2 separate regions of the Homo sapiens genome follow, and region 2 is linked to region 1. Evidence: read pairs that join two places in POLR2A ChIA-PET (ENCODE). Cell type or tissue: endothelial cell of umbilical vein. All regions are shown on one strand. Each heading gives the region's core, and the rest is flanking DNA. Links, peaks and the distances in the headings are about the cores only.

The links. Peaks named below come from ENCODE experiments on the same cell type or tissue, not always from the same donor. Only the 100,000 strongest peaks of a DNase experiment are listed, where the experiment ranks them.
Region 2: POLR2A ChIA-PET joins it to region 1 with 9 read pairs; 2 of 35 experiments call an interaction of 5 or more read pairs at or near these places.

What each region holds. Positions count from the first base shown.
Region 1 is chr16:86,834,553-86,842,699 of GRCh38, reverse strand. No RefSeq gene overlaps it. Among named protein-coding and RNA genes, the nearest start is that of LINC02188, 120 kb to the right of the region's middle. In endothelial cell of umbilical vein, for the core only: no CTCF peak of the experiment used is centred there; a DNase peak (open chromatin) is centred at 5,849; H3K27ac peaks cover 1,795 bases.
Region 2 is chr16:87,104,734-87,109,733 of GRCh38, reverse strand. No RefSeq gene overlaps it. Among named protein-coding and RNA genes, the nearest start is that of LINC02181, 49 kb to the right of the region's middle. In endothelial cell of umbilical vein, for the core only: no CTCF peak of the experiment used is centred there; no DNase peak of the experiment used is centred there; H3K27me3 peaks cover 342 bases.

The DNA of each region.
Region 1 (8,147 bases), core at 2,922-7,921:
CAGACCAACTCTTCCATCAAACATTCTGCCTCCAGCTTTAGTCTCATCACACTGGCCAGCAGGGTGTCTCTCTCTGGGGTTCTTTCTCGCTAACCCCTGGACAGTTCCTGCCTTCTCTCAATGGTCCCCACACCTCACCCCTGCCTTCTCTCAGGGGTCCTCACACTCACCCCTGCCTTCTCTCAGGGGTCCTCACGCCTCACCCCTGCCTTCTCTCAGGGGTCCTCACGCCTCACCCCTGCCTTCTCTCAGGGGTCCTCACGCCTCACCCCTGTCTTCTCTCAGGGTCCTCACACCTCACCCCTGCCTTCCTTCAAGCATCCTCACACCTCCAGAATTTTCCTCCCATCCCTTCTAAGCATGTGCACAGGGCCGAACTCTTCTGTCCTGTAGGGCTCCACCCCAAAGGCCTCCTGGGTGCCACCCCTCACCCTGCTTCTGGCCCTGTGGGCCTTTCTCTAGATTTTGGGGTCAGCTCTTATCCCCCCAACTACAACATCAAGACTTCCTTGAGGGCTTCCTTGTGGGCCCTTGGCCAAGAGTCCAGCATAGACAGGTTGGGGTAACTTTGAGGTTCTGGGAACAGAGCACCTGCCCGAGACTAAAGGTTCAATCCATCTCTGCTCAGCAAAGCCAGGCATGATGTGCTCGCCAAGGCCCTCGGCAAGAGAGGCAGTGGAGCCTTCAGGACGCTTGGAGGGGCTTGGCGAGGTCCATCCTGAGAGACCTGGGAGGGGCCCGCAGCTCAGCTTCAAGTGGGGAGAGTGGAGAGGAGACTTGGGGGCCACACAGGTGCCCAGGGAGGAGAATGGAGGCAGGGAGGGAGGCCTGGAGGCCCGGACGCGGCCGTTAGATGGCTTCAGAGTGTGGCTTCCTGACCCTTGCAGCTCACGATACGATCGCCCAATGGAGCAAAGAAGAACACCCCAGGGAAAGAAAGAGGATGGAGAGGGGGCCCTCTTTGGTCTCCTGCTTACAGAAACATTGGTTTTCTAGTGCAGCTACTTCCTGCTAATTTATTCTAAGGACACAAGATGGGCTCAGCCACCCCCTGGAAGCTACTCCCATTCCCCTCAAACGGCTGGCACCCAAAGTGGACCGCAGGCTTCACAGCTGGGGCTCTAGGGCCAGGCAGGCCCAAAGCAGCATCTCAGATTTCTGTCCTTGCTGGAGTTTGACCTTGGGCAAGACACACAGCTGTCCTGAAGCTAACGAGTCTTGTTTCTAAACTGGGGTAATAATGGCACCCACCTGGCGGTTGGTGGAAAAGGCTGAATAGGATGTGTGCTCCCAGTGCTCGGGCCAGAGCCTGCCACTTAGCATTTGCTCAATAAATAAGAGAAAGACTGGTGGGAGGAGGAGAGTTAGAGCACCACCCTCCCTGAAACAGAGGTGCAGAATGGCCAGGAGTGACAGGCACCACTTGCACAGCTCAGGACACACACCCAGAGCCACCTCTGATGGTTAATATTAAGTGTCAACCAGATTGGATTGAAGGATGCAAAGTATTGTCCCTGGGCGTGTCTGTAAAGGTGTTGTCAAAGGAGATTAACATTTGAGTCAGTGGACTGGGTGAAGCAGACCCACCCTCAGTGTGGGTGGGGACTATCTAATCCATTGCCAGTGCAGCTAGAATAAAGCAGACTTGCTGAGTCTTGTGGCCTCCATCTTTCTCCCGTGCTGGATGCTTACTGCCCTCGAACATCAGACTCCAAGTTATCCAGCTTTTGGACTCTTGTGCTTACACCAGTGATTTGCCAGGGGCTCTCGGGCCTTTGGTCACAGACCGAAGGCTGCACGGTCGGCTTCCCTACTTTGGAGGTTTTGGGACTAAGAGTGATTCACCACTGGCTTCTCAGCTCCTCAGTTTGTAGACAGGCTTTCGTGGGCCTTTACCCTGTGATCATAAGAGTCAATTCTCCTTAATAAACTCCCTTTCATATATACATATATTCTATTAGTTGTACCCCTCTAGAAAACTCTGACTAATACACCACCCTCAGTGCTCCTGTTCTTGACTAATCAGCCAGAGGCCAATCACAGAGGTTGGGGCTCATGGGAAGAACAAGGGAGGGGCCCCACCCTGGAGGAGGCCCAGGTCCGTTGAGATGAGATCTGCATGTAAATGCCATGGAATGCATCCCTGTCCCTGCACTTGGATCCAAAATGGGCCCTCTGCGGATGTGGACTGGTAGGACTATTGCACTTGGCATTCTGAGATCTTGGTTGGATTGTTCTTCATAAGAAACACCATTGCTATTGTAATTAAATAGAACAAAAATTAAGTCATGGATATAAAGAAGGCCCTCAGGTTGGACAAAATCATTCCTTTGCCTACATTCCTGAGACCCACCGAGGGGACCGCCTTGTGCCCAGTCCAGCTGGGAGGACCAGAGCAGCAGGGATGGGGTTTGCGTGCATGCTCAGCCCCACCATCAGCTCTGACCTTTTCCTGAGGCAGCTCCAAGGGAAATTTATCAGGATGCTGTGGCTTGGAAGGGTTACTTATTTGTGGAGGGATAACTCTAAGAGGTTTAAGTAAACTTCCTCTCTTTTAAAATTTCATTTTGGTAAATGTCTCTATGTTTCTCACCCGTCTCTGCCTCGTCTCTCTCGGGAATCACCAAAGCTGCAGGTGCCTGGTGGTCATCCCACACGGGGTCTTCCTTCCTCTGTACCCTCCCTTCCTACCTGGTTGTCTCAATCGGAACCCCCAAGTGCAGTCTTAGTCTTATTTTCTATTTTATTTATTTATTTATTTTGAGACGGGGTCTCACTCTGTCACCCAGACTGGAGTGCAGTAGCACGATCTCAGCTCACTGCAGCCTCCACCTCCCAGGTTCAAGAGATTCTCCTGCCTCAGCCTCCCGAGCAGGTGGGATTACAGGCACCCACAACCATGCCCGGCTAATTTTTTATTTTTAGTAGAGACAGGGTATCACCATGTTGGCCAGGCTGGTCTCGAACTCCTGACCTCAAGTGACCCGCCTGCCTCAGCCTCCCAAAGTGCTGGGATTAGAGGCATGAGCCACTGTGCCCGGTCAGTCTTATTTTCTAATCAAAGTTATTTGAGCTCTTGCAATGGCCCCTTCCTATATGGATACCGCAGTATAAAACATGATCATTTTCTTAAATGTGGGAACTGTCTCCTTGGTCTGAGGAAATGCAGGTTCAAATCCCAGCTCAGCCACTGCTTAAGTGGATAACCTTGGTCAGGTTATTTAGCTTGCCTATGTAGGGTTTCTCAGTGTTTCACACTGTGCTAATAGTGCATATAGGGGAAAGCATATGGTTACCAGGAGTTCCCAGACGAAAGCAGACTATCATAAACCTAAATTCATTCCCAAGTCATAGGGTTTATCTTGGAAATGCACACCATTTTTTATGCTGATAATCTATTGCTGTCGTAGACACGTTATTTGCCTACTCAATGTCCATTTTTCTCCCTCATTTACAGAATCTCTTAATTATTGGGTGCTTTGACGGTTAATCACTGAACAACAAAGAATCACTTAATAATTGGATGCCTATCTAAAAACACTTCCCAAACTCCTTTGCATATAGACATGACCAACATGCCGAAGTCAATATGTAGGGGTTTCCAGGAAGGCTCTTTAAGAAGAACTAATTCGCCTGGAAGATTCCTCTCACCCCTTCCTCCTTCCTCCTGCCCGGATGTGATGACAAGCACTTCAGCAGCCATTTTGTGCTAATGAGGCAATCTCTAAGTGAAGCGACATGTTTTGGATGGTGGAGCAGAAAGGAAAATAAGCTCGGGTATTGATGACACCAAGGGGTCACCATTCCTTCACATAAAGAAGGAACTCCCAATTCATGTGAGCCACTTGTATTTTAGGTCTCTATTATCAGCAGCTAAGTATAATTCTGAGATCAGTTATGATGATTGTTTCAGTGTAAAAATATTTGCAACAACTCACCATGGAGCAAACTAATGCTCTGGAAATAAGTGTCCTCACTCTTCTAGGTGTTCTGTCCCCCAGTTCACTGTGTCCCTCCCCGGCATGCATGCCCCAGAGAAAGAAACCTGGTATGGTGGGGGCCATGGCCTGCACTTCCACTCAGAACCACCCCTGCTCTGCCCCCTGCCCTTCTGATGGAGCGAGCACCCCTGGGGCACCACCTATAACTCCAGACCGAAAAGTGCTCTTTCCTTGCCTGGCTGAGAGTGGCTCCCTGGCCAACATGATGAGGGCCAGCTAGGAGAGGGGATGGAGCCCCGGCAGTGAGCTGTGTCCCCAACGTCAACTTGACTGCTGATGGGCTGGGTGATGTTGAGTGTGATCTTTGACCTCTTTGGTATCCTTGACTTCCTTCATACATTGAGGGGGTTGAAGCAGATGTCCCCTCCTGAGACACAACTCACAAGGACCTTGGAGTGATGTGGTGATGAATTGGAGCTTTATGGTCACAGAGAGTTGAGTTCAAATCTTGACGGTGTTATTCACCTGCTGTTTGAACCTCTGGTTTCTGTAGCATTTCTCTCTAGCACTGTGTTCATGACATGGGGATAATGAGACACCCACCTCACACAGTGCGGGTATAAGAGTTTGCTGGGGCGGTCACAACAAAGGGCCATAAACCAGGTGGCTTAGAACCACAGAAATTTATTCTCCCATGTTCTGGAGGCCACGAGTCTGAGATGGAGGTGTCGGCAGGGCTGGTTCCTTCTGGGGCTCGAGGGACACTTTGCTGCAGGCCTCGCTCCAGTTCCTGGTAGCCTCAGGGGTTCCGTGGTTCCTAGAGCACCGTCTCCTCCCAGTCTTCACATCGCCTCCCCTCTGTGCATGTCCATCTCTGCATCCAGATTCCCCCTTCTATAAGGACCCAGTCATACCTAGGAGGCCCACCACCCTGTGACACTGTCTCAAGCTGATCATCTACATAAGGCCTTATTTCCACATAGGGCCACATTCACAGGTATCGGGGGTTAGGACTTCAATGCTTTTTTGGGGGGACAGAATTCAATCCATAAGAGGAGTTGGCTTATTCATGTCAAGTCCTGCCCTGCAGCCTCTGAAGGTGCTAATCCCCCAGTCATATTCTCTGTTGCCATTATTCTCTACCCTGTTGTCAACGGAGTAGGTTTTCATTGACAAGAGCAAAGAGGGCTGCACCCATGCCACTCATTCCACTGTGGAGGTTTGCAGCTGACAGTGGCAAACCTTGCTGACTTGGTGAAATCATTCTCTGACCTAAATGGTTGACTGGGAGCTGGAGCTGACCTCCTCCTTCACACTTGTTGGACGGACAGACCTAGCCAAGGGGTCAAAAGTTCCAAATCTCTCCAAATTCCTCAGGCCTTGAGATTGTATTTTACCGCGGAATGAAATTTATTCGAAGGTTTCTTCATTTTGCACAGACCTTGCCAGAACATGCCATGCAGAAAGAGTGGCTGGAAATTCTAGTCAGGCCCCAGCTTTGTCTGTTTTGAAATTGGTTCCTCTTCTTCTGATTCCCCGCTTCCTATCTGTAGGGAAGAAATTCAAAATATTCACCATTTTCCACCTGTCTTCACCACTTTGAGGTTTCTGAACATGGCGGCTCTTTGGAAACAACTAGAGAAATAGGCAGTTGCCATTCTGTTTGTGAGCAGAGAGGGGCCTGCTTGTGGCATTTTTGGATTCAACACTCACTGGGCTTCTCCCAATGTCCTTGATAAATAAATCATCTTTAAATGAGACAGTCTTTGAATAGCTGAGCAGTGACCTAAAAAATTAAGGCTATTAGGAAATGGGAAACACGTCAGCCTCTGAGTCACTGGTTCTTTTTATTTTTCATGTATGTGTTGAATCTGTGTGAAATTCCTTCCCCCCCCCCACCCCCAATTATGAATAGAAACCAATGTGTTTTTCAGTTGGGCTTTTTTTTTTTTTTTTTTTTATGAGGTTTTTCCCACAGACAAAAGGGATTTTCACTTTCAGGAAGAAGGGTTGCCAAAGAACAGAGGTCTGTAAGATGGAAGTGGATTGGGGCCACGCGTCTCCTCTCCAGATTCAGCCTTGGCGTGCTGTCCTCTGCCGGATACCCGGGCTTTTTTTTTTTTTTCTTGAGCCTCTTGCAGCTTAGAGAAAAACACCCCAAAGTAGGAGTCAGAAGATGCAAGTCTAGCCTCCATCACCGTGGCTCACTGGTGATCCAGCGTGGAACCCGCCTTTGCTCATCGGACGCAAGTCTAGCCCCCATCACCGTGGCTCACTGGTGATCCAGCGTGGAACCCGCCTTTGCTCATCGGACGCAAGTCTAGCCCCCATCACCGTGGCTCACTGGTGATCCAGCGTGGAACCCGCCTTTGCTCATCGGACGCAAGTCTAGCCCCCATCACCGTGGCTCACTGGTGATCCAGCGTGGAACCCGCCTTTGCTCATCGGACGCAAGTCTAGCCCCCATCACCGTGGCTCACTGGTGATCCAGCGTGGAATCCGCCTTTGCTCATCAAATATCAGTTGGCTCATCTGGTGCTGTTCCGCTCAATTAGCAGCTAAACTGGCCTTGGCGCTGAGAGTCTGAACACTGCAAGATATGCAGAGAGGAAAAAATCTCCGCAGCTCTCAGAAGCCTGGATGGGAAGGCCACTGATGAGGGAAGAAGAACAGAGGAGGTGGCGTGGCACTGGACACGGGAGGACAAGGGAGCCTCTTCCCCAGGCCACGGGGAAACGGACAGAGGGACACTAGAGGCAGCCGGTGCATCAGGGTCTGCCTGAGAGACTAAGAACCTGGCCTCACAGATCCACAATCTCTTTTCAGCAATTCCAATATCCCAAACGTGAAAATCTAATAAAAAAATAATAAAAGCTCAACTGGCAGCGAAACTTGCTACCCTGAACATGCGTGAGACTGTCTTTAATCTCAGTTTCTCCCTCTTAGCTTGAATGCTGAAACACTCCCTGCAGAACTGTTCGTGAAAGGCTGCCCCAAACCCTGTGGGGAGTTATATTATGTGGGGTCTGTGCACCATGTTACCTTCCACGACCCATGACACTTCTGAATTATGCATGCATCTGGCCCCAGGGGTTTCAAATAAGGGTTTGGGGACCTGAAATAATCTCATTTGGAATTGTCACCAGTAATCAAGTGTCCCCATGCAATGTATCAGAGTTGCAAAGTGCTAGCCTGTAGGATGACCTGGAGATAGATTTTATTGAGTGACCACTGTGTTTTCAATTTTTTGGTGTCCTTGGTTGGGAGCAAGGTCATACCTAACCCCTGCTGCCTCCTTCCTTTGGGTACCTGCATGCTCTTGAAGGCATTTGAGGTGACAACCCTGCCATGTGAAACAATGTCCCTGCAGGGAGAGAACTGATGACTGAGATGGGCTCCCCAAATCGCCAGCCTTGCACTCATTCATTGTGCAAGCAACGGCAGAGTGATGTTTGCTTACAATATTTGTGATCTGACAGCAATGTTTAAGTGTTAGTTATTAGTAAAATACTAGGGGGAGCCTTCCAGAGCTGAGTTACTTGCACTGCCCAGTTTGTTCTCTGGCTGGGTGTTGACTGGGCACTTCCTTGGGGTGTCCTGAGTAGGTATTTCAGTACCCTACTTCCGGGGCTATCTTCAGGGCTACGCAGCCCTGTGGCACTGCTCTCAGACCCACTTTACAGATGAGGAGGCCAAGCCTTAAAGATGGTTCATCACTCGGCCCCAGGTTCTACAGTAAAAATGGAAGGACTTGGGTTGCAACCTGGCCTTCTGTCCCGGCTCTTTCGTAGCACAGTGCAGTGCTGCAGAATAGAAGGATGCTCGAGGACGTCGCTTTGGGATTAATGTCCCCGTTGAAAACTTGCAGCCCAGGGCCACCTGCACTTACAACACGGCCTGATGGTGGCAGACAAGGCTTCCTTCTGCTTCCCGCCTGCATCTCAGCCACACACGATTATTGAAAACACACTGAGTGCCAGCGGTGGCTGCTGAGGGCAGACTGGTGAGCAGAGGAATAAGGCCCTTGTCCTCCTGCAGCTTAGAACCCACTGCAGTGAGTCAGATGTCGAGGAAGCAGTGGAAGATACAGGGGAGCTAATTCCAGATGGTGGAGAGGGCTGCAGGGGGAGTCAGTGAGACGAGTCAGCTGGGCTCCTGAGGAGGCAACACCCGTTCAGAAAGGCCAGAGACGCGTCCCGGGCAGAA
Region 2 (5,000 bases), core at 1-5,000, 270 kb before region 1:
CCACCCAGACCTGTAATGTGGCTCACCCAGATCTGTGATCCTATCCAGGAACAAAAGACAGCAATTAAACCCCACTTTGACCCCCTATGATTCCATCTCCAACCTGACCAATCAGCACTCCCCACTTCCCAAGCCCCTACCCACCAAATTATCTTTAAGAACTCTGATCCTCAACTTCTCAGGAAAACTGACTTGAGTAATAATAAAACTCCAGTCTCCCGCCGTGCCGGCTCTGTGTGAATTACTCTTTCTCTACTGCAATTCCCTTGTCTTGATAAACTGGCTCTATCTAGGCAGTAGGCAAGGTGAACCCACTGGGCAGATACAACTATCCATCCTGTAACAGGGTTATACTGTAACAAGGTGATTAAAATCAAATGATATTCAGATAGTGTCACATTTTAGAGAAAATCCAGGCAATGTAAAAATGACCATCCCAAGAGACCCAGCGATGACAGCCTTAGACTTTGGCCTGTCTGACTCTTCTACCTCCTGGACCAGCATCAAGTCTCCTTGCTGAAGCCCAGTTCCTCCAGCTGTAGCATGGGAATCACAATCCTACCTAGAAGGGTTGTTATGAAGATTGAATGAGATGATACAGGGAAAGTCCATGGCTCTGAAGAGCTGTACAAATATTTGTGGGGGAATGGATGACTCAGGGTCCAAGCAGCCTGATTAATTCTGCTACTAATAAAATCACAGCAATAATAATAACTGCTAGCAATTATTGAATACTTCCTGTATAAATTAGCTTTTACTGCATAACAAACAGCTTAGAAACAGAGCAGTTTAAAACAATACCTTTGTTTAATTCGTAATTTTACAGCAGTTTGTGCTGGGACTATCTGGGTGGTTCTTCTGGCATCTGTGGTTGTCTTCTGGATTGCGTGGGGCTAGTTGGTCTGGGTGGGAGAGGCCTGAGCATGGACAGCTGACCTGTGCTTTGCATGGCCTCTCCTCCTGCAGCAAGCTGGCTGGGCTGCCCACTTGTAGGTGCAGAGTTCTAGAGAGAGGGAACAAGGCCTTTTGAGGCCTGGATTCAAGTCTGTTGCACCATCACTTGTGCTACTTTCTATTTGGTTAAAGCAGCCAAAAACGAGCTCAGATGCAGGGGGTGGGAAAATAGAATTTACCTGTAACTTCCTGGGAGGAGATGCAACATCTCATTTCTAAGGCTGTGAAAACTCAGGGCCATGTTTTTCAGTCTACCACATTTACTTTGGTTCACATGCTGTTCCAAGTGCTAAATATGCATCATCAGCTCATTTAACCCCTGTAATAATTGTGGGTAGTTATATTATTTATGTCATTGTTGTTGTTTTTATCATCCCGTGGTGTGTGGGGTATGTGGTTTTGAGATCTCAAGGTGTTTTCACGTGGACATGGGAAGAAGGGACCAAGACGTGAGCTCTTTTTCAATAACTAAGACTTTGATACTCCCAACCCATGGAGTCCTATGAATGACCAGGGGGGTATATTGACAGCAGCCATGAATGGCTGAAGGGCTGCTCTGTCCATCCTCACAGCAAAGTTTCTAGTGTCGGGGCCATTGTGATCTTCATTTGCCAGAAGAGAAGACTGAGTCACAGAGGTTAAGTCCTGTGTTGAGGATACACATCTAGAAAGCGACAAAGATGAGGCCACCTGTGTTGGATGTCCTCCGTGGGCCCTTTGGATCCAGTTTTCACCTTCTCACCCTGTCCTGTGCCCCAGGAGGCTGCCTTGCACAGGCTGCATTGGTGGCTTCCCAACTTCCCACTTTCTGCTTGGGTTTGGCCAGTGGGAGGCATGGCAGAGGATCAGAGGGTGGCAGAAATGAGATCGGGGCATTGTTCCCTCAGCCTTATTTCTGCCTAGCACCTCTGCCAAAGGCCATAGCTCTTGTCACATGACCCTCGTTCTGTAGCTTCCTTCTCTGGGTTCTAGCACCTGTCACCCTGGCCATCCTCCTGTAGATCTGCAGGTGGTAACAGCCACTGTGATACTACCTGGGGGTTCTGCACTATCCCTTGTTGGCTTCCTTAAATTCTGCCTACACCTTTGGAATTCCCTGTGTTAAACTTTCCTCAAATTACCTTCTTTTAATATATACCATCTGATTCTTGCTGGGACCCTGATTAAAGTGCCACCTGACTCAGTAGTCTCTGTGTTTAATATTGAAAAGGTGAAAAGACCGGAATACTAATGACAAAATTGCTAGATGATACTCAGAGCTGAGCTCCTTGAAGGATGAAATCAAAAGTCTAAGATGAAAATGAGACAAAGTGAGGTTGTCTCCATGCCGGCCAAAGGCACAAGGGCCTGTTTCTGTCTGGATGAACACCAAGCATTGAAGACTGTTTCTGTGTTATTTCCAAAGAGCTTGAATTGCATTTTAATTAATTTGCCTTGAAATTAACATACTCCACTTCTTCTTGAGCCAAACTCAAACTTTCCAGCATATCTTATTGCAAGGAAATGCTTCCATAAATCAGGGTGAATGTGGCATTGGAAACAGAGCAGAGAGGGAGATATTTATATATGAGTATTTCATATTCTGCTCTTGTGCAAAACTTTAAAAATATATTTGCAAAAGGCATATTCCAGACTGGCAGCCAGCAAATCCTCTGAGGACGTTCTGAGTGTGGCTGTTCCTCTACCTCTAAGTGACACATCCGATCCGGACACACCTGTTTATGCAGGATCGTGGGGACAGGAGAGGGAAGTTAAATTAGACCTGGGTTCTAGCCCAAGCTGTGCCATGCACTAGCTGTGTGACCTATGGTATGTTATTTAGCCTCTTTGAGCCTCAGTTTCCTCATATGTAAGCTAAACCAAGAGATTCAAAGGGGAAGCAAAGAGAGAAAAGTTCCTCATTGTGCTCAGGCAACCCCTCTACTCTCCAGCCACCATATTTTCCACTGGATGGTCTCTAGCTGGGACCTCAGCACCTATGAGGACCCCAGACTCTCAGATCTGCACTCATTGCCTGGATAGACTTGGAGTAGCTAAAGGGCTGTCCACAGAAGTGGATCTTCTTATGGAAATGGCCAAGAAATTTAATTGCAGAGTGATTGAGAGGATGTCTTGTGGAAGAATGCATTCACTTTTTTGTTTAAATTCTGACTCTATTGCTTATTATAATAGCTAAGTACCAGCAGGGAGGCGATCTCACTTCTCTGGTGCCCCCATTCCCGGACTGTGGGATGGGAACACTAATAGCTCTCTCAGAAGGCTGCCAAGAGGGTTCAGTAAGATGCGATGCACATGAAGCCCTGAGCCATTGCGTAGCACTAAGGAAGAGCTCAAAGTGTGGCAGCAGAAGCCAAGCCACAAGAGAAAAATATGTGTTCATGTACTCAATAAGCATTTACCGCACACCTGCCTAATGTTTAGATGCTGTATAAAGAAGGCGATAGGGTGATGAAGGAGGTTGACATCGTCTCTGCCTTTATGGGAAGACATTATAGGAATGACACAGTAGCTAAAGAATTACAAGTTTTAATAAGCCTAAGGAGAAAACAAATAAGAAGAAAGAGAATCAAGGGAGGGCTCCTAATTTAGGGAGAGAGTGATCAAGAAAGGAAGTGGCATTTATATTGGACATTGTATTAGTTAAGGGGATGGCAGCTTCTATGCAGGTAAACCCGAATCACAATGCCTAACACAAGATGAGTTTATTTCTTGCTCTTGTGATGCTTGACTGTATTTGTTTGGCAGGCATTTTTCCAGATGGTGATTCAGGAACCCAACTTCCCTTGATCTTGAGCTCAGCCGTAATAAGATGATATCAACATATAGAAATCAATTATACTTTTATACACTAGCTATGAGCAATCTGAAAATGAAACTAAGAAAATTATTCCACTGACAATCGCATCAAAAATAATACAATACTTAAGAATAAAGTTAGCTAAAGAAATGTAAAATGTCTACTCTGAAAACTACAAAACATTGTTGAAAGGTATTAAAAAATATCTAAAGAAATGGAAACACGTCCTGTGTTCATGGGTTGAAAGACTTAATATTGTTATGACTGCAGTACCCTCAAATTGGTGCAGATTAAATGTAATTACTGTCAAAATCCCAGCTGGGTGTTCTGTAGAAATTGATATGGGGATTCTAAAATCATATAGAAATGCAAGTCACCCAGAATAGTCAAAAAAGTCTTGTGGCCGCGTGTGGTGGCTCACGCCTGTAATCCAAGCACCTTGGGAGGCCGAGGAAGGTGGATCACTTGAGGTCAGGAGTTCAAGACCAGCCTGGCCAACATGGAGAAAGCCCATCTCTATTAAAAATACAAAAATTAGCCAGGTGATAGTGGTGCTTTCCTGTAATCCTAGCTACTTGGGAGGCTAAGGCAGGAGAATTGCTTGAGCCTGGTAGGCAGAGGTTGCAGTGAGCTGAGATTGTGCCACTGTGATCCAGTCTGGGCGATAGAGTGAGACACTCTCTCAGAAAAGGAAAAAGAAAAAGAAAAAAGTCTTGTAAAAGAAGATCAAAGTTAGAAGATTCACCATTCTAATTCAAACCCTGCTACAAAGCTACAGGAATCAAGACTCTGTGGCACTGGCGTGAGGGGAGGCATATGGGTCAATAGAACACATAGAATGCATTTAATGAACTCCATGGAATGAAATACATTTATGGGCAATTGCTTTTTAACAATGGGGAAAGAATAGTCTTTTCAACAAATGGTGCTGGGACAACTGCATACCCACATGCAAAAGAACAAAGTTGGACTGCTACCCTACACCACATAAAAAATAAACTCAAATGGATAAAAGACTGAAATACAAGAGCTGAAACTATAAAAATTCTAGAAAAAACATCGGTGAAAATCTTTACAACCTTGAATTAAGTCATGTTTAAAAAAAAAGACATAAAAATAAGCACACCATCCCCAACTGATAAATTATTCTTAATCAAAAATTTTAAAAAATATGCTTCAAAGAACATAATCAAGAAAGTTAGAAGAGAATCCATAGAATGGGAGAAAATATTTTTGGTGTATATGTCTG